Linked DNA regions of Homo sapiens: region 1 is linked to region 2. A link is a contact called in ENCODE Hi-C data. All regions are on one chromosome and are shown on one strand. Each heading gives the region's core, a stretch centred on a gene start or an enhancer-like site at or near the end of the contact. The rest is flanking DNA. Distances are from core to core; before and after follow the strand shown. Region 1 overlaps LOC124901626 (a long non-coding RNA gene). Region 2 has its middle 450 kb from the start of IGFBP3.

What was found. Hi-C counts contacts between places; a loop is a spot of excess contacts on that map. Pooled maps may share reads with other maps.
Region 1: a map of IMR-90 shows a loop between it and region 2 (2.9-fold over the local background). The contact joins two enhancer-like sites. A Hi-C loop is called at or near these places in 3 of 168 maps with a recorded cell type or tissue (Calu3, IMR-90 and mammary epithelial cell) and 3 of 50 pooled maps.

The regions. Positions count from the first base shown.
Region 1 is chr7:46,931,531-46,935,823 of GRCh38, reverse strand. The region is part of intron 1 of LOC124901626 (a long non-coding RNA gene); the gene reads left to right. Among named protein-coding and RNA genes, the nearest start is that of SNORD151, 530 kb to the left of the region's middle. Within about 2 kb of position 2,908, at least 10 of the 41 ENCODE cell types and tissues checked have a DNase peak (open chromatin) inside an H3K27ac peak, as active enhancers do.
Region 2 is chr7:46,367,624-46,372,235 of GRCh38, reverse strand. No RefSeq gene overlaps it. Among named protein-coding and RNA genes, the nearest start is that of IGFBP3, 450 kb to the right of the region's middle. Within about 2 kb of position 2,140, at least 2 of the 41 ENCODE cell types and tissues checked have a DNase peak (open chromatin) inside an H3K27ac peak, as active enhancers do.

The sequences.
Region 1 (4,293 bases), core at 1,659-4,158, 560 kb before region 2:
AGTAAGCACTGTTGGAAGATACCAGGAAATATAAGTGTGAATACAGTCGTGCATTGCTTAACAATGGGGATACATTCTAAGAAATTAAAATTGCACTATTAGGCAATTTTGTCTTGTGTGAACATCATAGACTGTACTTACCCAAACCCAGATGGTAGAGCTTACTACACAGCTAGGCTATATGTATAGCCTGTTTCTCCTAGGCTGCAAACCTGTGCAGCATGTCACTGAACTTGATACCGTAGACGAGTATACACAATGGTTCCATACTTTTGTATCTAAAGATATCTAAACATCAAAAAAGTAAAGTAAAAATAGAGGATAAAATATTTTTTAAAAGGGTGCATATATATGGAGAACTTACCATGAATGGAGTTTGTAGAACTGGAAGTTGCCCTGGGTAAGTCAGTGAGTGAGTGGTGAGTGAATATGAAAGCCCAGTGAGTCAATTACTCAACACTATGATAGATTTTATGAACACTGTGCATTTAGGCTACACTGAATTTACAAAAGAGTATTTTTTCTTTCTTCAGTAACAAAGTAATTTTAGCCTACTGCAACATTTTACTTTATAAACTTTTAAATTATTTAAACTTTTTGGCTCTTTTGCAATAACACGTAGCTTAAAATAAAAACACATTATATACCTGCTACAAAAACATATTCTTTCTTTATGTCCTTATTCTATAGGCATGTATCTATTTTTATTTTTCTTACTTTTTAAACATTTTTGTCCAAAACTAAGACAGAAGCACATAAATTAGCTTAGGGTTACACAGGGTCAGGATCATCAATATCAGTCTTCCATCTCCACAGCTTGTCCCACTGGGAGGTCTTCAGGAGTAATAACGTGCATGGAGCTGCCATCTCCTATGATGACAATGTCTAAGACCTGCCTGAGGTTGTTTTACAGTTAACTTTTTTTATGAGTATAAAAATACAATAAAAATATCAACAAGAATATAGTATGCTAAATGCATAAAGTGGTAACATAGTCACTTATTATCTTACCAAGTAATATATTCTGTACATAATTGTATGCACTATACTTTTAAACAACTGGCAGCATAGTAGTTTTGTTTACACCAGCATCACCACAAACACCCGGGTAATGCATTGCACTATGATATCACTAGGCAGTAGGAATTTTTCAGCTTCATTATAATCTTATGAGACAGCTGTTGAATACACAGCCTGTTGTTGATGGAAACACCATTGTGTGGTGCATGACTCTATGCTTTAGATTTGGCCCTCATGGAATAGACCACTGCAAGGTCAATGCTAGAGAGAACTCCTTTGCAGGAGAGAGAAATATGGTGGAGTAGAGGAACAGGGGAGTTCTGTGGATGACCTCTTTCATCTGGGCTTTGGAAGATGGGAAAAGCTTGGTCATACAGAGATTTGGACTAAACGTTTCATGAAGAGGAAGCAGATTACGAAATAATTACACAGAGGTCAGTAGTTCAACTGTTTCACCTAGAAACTAAGGTGGAAATTATACAGAAGTTAGTCTTTTCTATACTGGGCCCAAGAAAGTGAGCAAGGGCAATATGTTTTTGTTTGTTTTTTAGCATCTTTACAAGTTTTTTCCATCTGGTTTGTCTCAATTATCTTTACAAAATTCCTTGATCTGTAGATATAATTGTTATAATATTGTAATAATATTATCCTTCTATTATATTATAATTTATCTGTAGTTACATTATTTGATTTATCCCTATTGTATTCCATGCTTGTTTGGTTCCAATACTCAATAATAGCTTATAACTGAAATGTCAATTTAATCCTACAAACATTTAAAGAGTATCCAATACCTAGGTAATTATCCTGTTTTACAGGTGAGTCGATCTAAGCTATACTTATATGATTAAAAATAATTAGTTTGAGTTGTCTTTTGCTCTAATTGCTCCTTACTTCACTCGAAGTTCTTATTGCTCAGCTGCAGAGTATTGTGTAAGCACAGCAGGGAACTTTTATTTTGACTCTGTGTTAATGTAAAAATTATGCTTAATAATACAAGGAAGAATGATTCCAGGGTGTTTAGCCATGTGTTGCAATGGTCATTATTTCCTTCCAGTATACTTATCTCTGAACCGATCATTTTATTGGCTCTTTGGTTATAAATGTTTTCAGGAAGTGCTTTCTGAAACAATAAATACCTCTCTGTCCCATTATCCAAAAATTCCCTGCATTTCATGCCTACATTCAATTTTGGCTACACACGGAAAAAAATAAATAAATAAATAAAAGTAGCTTTTGTTAATCAGGCCTACAAACTAAAACCTAAAATTTTGGAATTAAAAACTAATAATTTGATAATTTTTTAAAAGGAATGTTGGAGAATGTTTAGTTCCAACTCTCACTTTAGTGGAGTCTGTAAGAAACAAATAATTATTATTTCTAGAAAGAATAACAATGTCTTTATCTGTATAGCCTACAATGTGCTTCAACGCTTTAACTTGTGTGTTCATCCTGAAGTGGGTGCTCTTGTCCTCATTTTAGAAAGGAGGAAATGAGTCTTGGAGAGGGTAGGGGACTTGTACCAAGTATAGGAGCAAGGAAAAAAGTGAAGTGACTCAATCACAGTGAGCCCTCTTCACAAATCCAGTGTTGTTCCCACTGCCCATCAACTGAGAAGCTGCTTTTCCTCTTAAAAACAAAATAAACGTAGAAACAAAGAAACAAAAATCCTCTCTTCTACTCTGGATTCAGATGACAGTCGTATTTTGCTCAAGAATATTGAGCAATCATAAATGAGTTTTCTCCCCTCCACACTGGAGATAAACCACAACTTATTATAACAAAACTGGTCACTGCTCTTGCCAAAGTATTTCATCAGCTTCTGGCATGCGTTATATCTTGATACACTTATCCAGCATGATGGCTGGCGTGATCCTCTGCCTATTTAGTATGTAGGCTAGTTCAGCAGAGGATTTAATGACAGGAGATTTTTCTTTGGCTCCAGGGATCGGCATGCACAGACAGGACCCTGTGTGAATTCCCCAGCATGTGATGATAAGATACTTCCAGTCTGCCAGCATCAAGCAGCTTCATTAATTAAAAACACATTGCGTGTTATCACTAAAGATTGATTTTTCTAGGAAGAATTACCCTTTGGCATTTATGATGAGCATGAAGAAGAACAGATAATACAATTACTGACAGGACTTTCCTCATTTTAGGACAGCAAATATTTAAGATTAGGATTAAGATTTCAGGAGAGACAGCCTTTGTGATTATTCTGCAAAGGAAATATTTGGGACTGCTGTTTTCGTTTTGTTTAGGCTGACCCTGGGAAGTAAACATTTGCTCAGCCATACTGAGTATCTGTGATTTAATGGGATATGGGCCCTAAACATATTTTAGTACTTCACCCCTTTATGCTTAAAACAAAACAGTGCAAAATAAACAATAAATGGACTAATAAAAAGTTTATATAGCTGCCAAGTGCTGAAAAAAGTCTGGTGAAGTCAAGTTATCTGTTTGAAGGAGATTACTGATATTTTCAGCAAGAAGGGCAGTGTTGTGAGAGTGTCTGGCCCTCATGGCACCAATGTAGAATGATGATGCAGGAGAATCTGGGTTCCAAAGCCACACAAGGAACCATTTATATTTTTGTCCAGCACGATGTAGATATTCCCAATATCCCATCAAGTGGTTGCGTAGTCCCTGTTTAAATTCCTTTGCAGACCTCATTATTTTACAAAATCTGTGATTAAACTAGAAGAGCTCAAATTGATAGGAAATCCTCCTAGAGTGGAAGTGATACTTTTTTACTTCCTGCTGTGACACATCAAAACTTTTCTATTTGAAACTTCTACATGTTGGACCTAAGTTTTCTCCTTTCTTACACTAAATGTCCTCCATGAAGTCTGCTACTTGCCACTTAAATTATCCAGGATCTCCTGGGTCTTGGACCCCTGCAACATCCAGGATCACCTCTAAACACATGGCAGTTTGCAGTGACTCAAAGTCAAGCACAGTAATCCAATGGCAAGTGCAACAAAACATCGTATCCTTAGGTTTCCACTATTCATTTACATTAAAGCTGCCTATGTTGAGTTTAGATGTTTAGGCAGAGCTTTCACGGGTATGTCATTTTTGAGTTGATGATGTAGCCTATGATGGCTTTTCTTCCATGAACTGCTGTTTAAATAAGTTCCCTTCTGCTTGGGTCTAGTTGAAGTGAGAGAATCAAAGGTAGATGTTTTTACCCCATGAAACACTGCCTCACTAGTTTCAGCCTTTTCTTTCAGCCACTTAACATCTCTAAAAATCTAACTTTACAATCCT
Region 2 (4,612 bases), core at 891-3,390:
CTGAGAGAAGTTTTTTTGAGTAATACCCTACCAGCACAGGCAACCAAAGCAAAAATGGACAAATGGGATCATATCAAGTTTATAAACTTCTGCACAGCAAAAGGAACAATCAACAAAGGGAAGAGACAACCCACAGAATGGGAGAAAATATTTGCAAACTATCCACCTGACAAGGGATTAATAACCAGAATAAATAAGGAGCACAAACAACTCAATAAGAAAAAATCTAATAATTTGATTTTAAAATAAGCAAAAGCTCTGAATAGACATGTCTCAAAAGAAGACAAACAAATAGCAAACAGGCATATGAAAAAGTGTTCAGCATCATTGATTATCAGATAAATGCAAATCAAAGCTACAATGAGGTCTCATCTCACCCCAGTTAAAATGGCCTTTACCCAAAATGCAGGCAGTAACAAATGCTGGCAAGGATGTGAAGAAAAGAGAACACTCGTATACTGTTAGCGGGAGTGTAAATTAGTACAACCACTATGGAGAACAATTTAGGGGTTCCTCAAAACATTAAAAATAGAGCTACCATATAATCCAGCAATCTCACTGCTGGGTATATACTCAAAAGAAAAGAAATCAGTATTATTGAAGAGATATTTGCACTCCCATGTTTATTGCAGCACTATTTAGCCAAAATTTGGAAGCAACCAAGTGTCCATCAACAGGTGAATGGATAAGGAAAACGTGGTACATATACACAATGGAGTACTATTCAGACATAAAAAAAGAATGAGACCCTATCATTTGCAACGACATGGATGGAACTGGAGGTCATTATGTTACGTGAAATAAGCCAGTCACAGGAATACAAACTTAGCTTGCACTTACTTATTTCTAGGAGCCAAATAAATTAAAACAATTGAACTCATGGAGAAGGAGAGTAGAAGAATGGTTACCAGAGGCTGGGAAAGATAGTGGGTGGGTAGGGGGAAAGCAGAGATTGTTAATGGGTACAAAAATATAGTTATATAGAATGAATAAGATCTAGTATTTGATAGCACAACAGGGTAACTACAGTTAACAACAATTTATTGTACATTTTAAAAAACTAACAGAGTATAAGTGGATTGTTTGTAACATGAAGAAGGGATAAATCCTTGAGGTGATGTCTACCCCATTAAACCTGATGTAATTATTACTGATTGTATGCTTGTATCAAATATCTCATGTACCCCATAAATATATACACCTACCATGTACCCATAAAAGATAAATTTAAAAATATATAAATAAATAAATGAATAAAATAAAACTGAAAGAGTCCCAGAAGATCAGAAATGTAATTCCCCTCTTCACACACACACAAAAGGACATTATCAAGAAAATGAAAATAATCTATAGGCTAAGAAAGAATATTTGCAATTCACGTATGTGATAATGAGCCTGTATCCAGAATAAATAAAGAATTCTTACAACTCAACAAGAAGATAAACAGCCCAACTGAAAAAACGGACAGAGGATTTAAATAGACATTTATTTTATTTATCCAAACAAAATAAACAAATGGCCAATAAGCATATGAAAAGATACTCAATATCATAGTCATTAGGGAAATGCAAATCAAAACATAATGAGATATCACTTTACACCCACTAGGATAGCTATAATCAAAAAGACAAATATGAGTGTTGGCGAGGATGGAGAGAAATTGGAACACTCATATAGTGCTAGTGGGAATGTAATACAATGCAGCCAATTTGGAAAACAATTTGGCAGTTTCTCAAAAAGTTAAACATCGAGTTTCCGTATGACTCAGCAATTCCACTCCTAGAATTCCACTCAAGAGAATTAAAAACATATGTTCACAAAATAACTTGGACATGAATACTTATAACAGCATTATTCATAATCCTCAAAAAGTGAAAACAACCCAAATGTCCATTAACTGATAAATGGATAAACAAAGTATACTGTATTCATACAATAGAATATTATTAAACCATCAAAAGAAATAAAGTGCTGATGCATGCTACATTTCCACAAAAGTGCATACACTGCCTTTTGATTCACAGGCTCAGGCTTTGTCTAGAGATCTGCAGAATAAAACACCTCAAGAGGGCTCTCTATTTAGGGGATCCAGGTCCACAGACAGGTGAGGCCGTTTTTGGTCTGCTTCCCAGTCTTCAAAGGATTGATGCTCTGAAAAGTCTGACTCATGAGTATGATATTTCAGTTTTAATAGTGAGCCTTAACCGTCAATTCATTTTGCTTGCTGGATATTTCTTTAGGTAAGTTTACCAGACTAAGGCACTTTATTCCCCAGGCAAAAAGCTCTTTCTGGAGGAAGTGCTTAAAATCAACAGAATTACTTAAGAGAAGGCCACTAGTGAATACAACATGATTAAAGTAAGTTTTAGAGCAACACTCCACTACGGATTTTATTCCACAGAGTTATCTTCACTAGGAGAAATTTGATGTGCCAAACCATGTGCAGCTTTTCAAATTTTAGTACTCTAAAATTAATCATGAATTACAAGCGGGTTTAGAGAAATGGCAAATCCATTAGCATCAGGCAGAATTTAGTTTGAATGTAGTCTCTACTGTTCTGAAGCTCTATAATTTTAATTGAGCCAAGTAAACTCTGTAAGCCTAGCTCATTTTCTAAATGAGCTATTCCTGACTACTTCATTGTGTTATCATTTTATAGTGAGGAATAAATGAATTTTATACCAATAAAGTTTTTAGTATTTACTATGCCTGGTGCATAGTAAATGCTCAATAAGTGATCATAGTATTTACTATGCCTGGTGCATAGTAAATGCTCAATAAGTGATCATTTATTATTATTATCCTTTAGTTCTTCAATAGTTGGCTATAACCAACATTTATGGACCCAAGTTTTCATTCAAAATTCATTTACAGTATGAGGAACTGTGCTGAGAGTTCTAAGATGGGTTTGGGTAACAAGACAAACAGCTTCAAATATACAAACCTTCTGATAGAGCGAGGAAAAAAAATTAGTCTTCACAGTTCAATGGTAAATATAATACCACATTTCAGTAGTTCTGAAACATTAGTGTGCGTGAGAATCACCTGCAGAATGTCTTGACACAGTTTGTTTCTGATTCAGGAGGTCTGGGTTGAGGTAGGAGAATTGTGCTTCTAACAATTCCCAGATGCACATGTGGCTGGTTGGAAAGCCACATTAGGAGAACCACAATTATAAAGGAGGGACAGGAATTGCCAAGAATGACTTGGCAATATTTTTGGTATTGGAAGAAGTGTGCATGGAACTCCACAGAGATAGTGCTAAATCAGAAGATCTGGAAGAAAATCACTGTGGTATAGAAATAATTGGAGCAGAGCAGAGATAAGAGATAGGAACAGGCACAAAGGGGCCAAGGGTTTGGGCTCTCTCACACATTGTTGGACATTTAAGCTTAACGGGGAGACTTTTAAGATAGTTAAGCAGCTGCATGATGGGATACATTTGCCTGGTAGAAACGTGGCTGTAGGGCATCCCTTCACTACCACACTAGGCAGTTTGCTGTTTCTCAAAACCTCGTTCCACCTGCTTTCCTGAGCTCATGCTGTTTCTTCAGACTGAAATATGCTTCCCTCATATCTCCACATGCTCATACCCAAAAGGTATTCCTTGGATTACAGCTGATTGTCTTCTTATTTTCCAGCAATATGATGTCATATTACTTTCCTTAAAATAACAGTGTCTTTATTATGGCTTTCAGGGAGGAGAAGTCTTACATGTCCATTAACCAGGCTGTAGTGCAGCCAGCTGTCACTGAATCCTGATAACTGAAGTCTGCAGTTTTTGCCATTTTTTCTTTCTATTAATATGCTTGTCTTCTTTGAGTTTGAAATGTAAATATGAATATAAAAACAAACATGTAGTTTGTAGACACCAATCCACTATGATTCAAATGTATTTTATTATAAAGATCACAAAAATCTTTTCTTTTAAATTTATATATGGTGTGTAGATAGCCAAATAAAGAATAGTTTCCTCATCTTTATTTCATATATTATTCAAAATTCCTTTCCTATATAAAGGAAAGGGATATAATAATAAACATGCAAGTGCTTATGTGTGCAAACGAATTCATGGAATTCATGCAAGAAACCAAAGAAAAAGATCTATGGGTGAGACGGTAAAGAAGAGGTGAAAGAAACACAGACTGAAATAGAGTAGGAGGGAAGAGGAGGAGGGAGTGGCACCTCTCTGCATATACCACTTTTTTGTAACATTGACTTTTAAAATCATAGTAATGTTTCACATACTCCCACAAAACAATTAAAATTAACAAGGATGTGGGGTGAACCCCAACTGAAATATAAACACTAATAAATGAACCAAACTAGATTACAAGTAAATAGCAAAATCACATTGAAAGAGGTAAGGGGTCGGGGGAAAGAACTGACCTAAGTAACTGTGGAAAAAAAGTATTTTGAGTAGATATTCTAAGATAAAGGGGCAAAAATTAACTGTAGGCAAACATTGTACTCCAGTTAGTATAATTTTTTCTCATGTGGCAATGCATTAGCAAGTCTGAAACCACTTTCCATGTATACAAGAGTTGAATAAATAAGTATACATATCATAGATAATGAGAGACAGGATTCTCATTGTAAGAGGAGAAGTGAC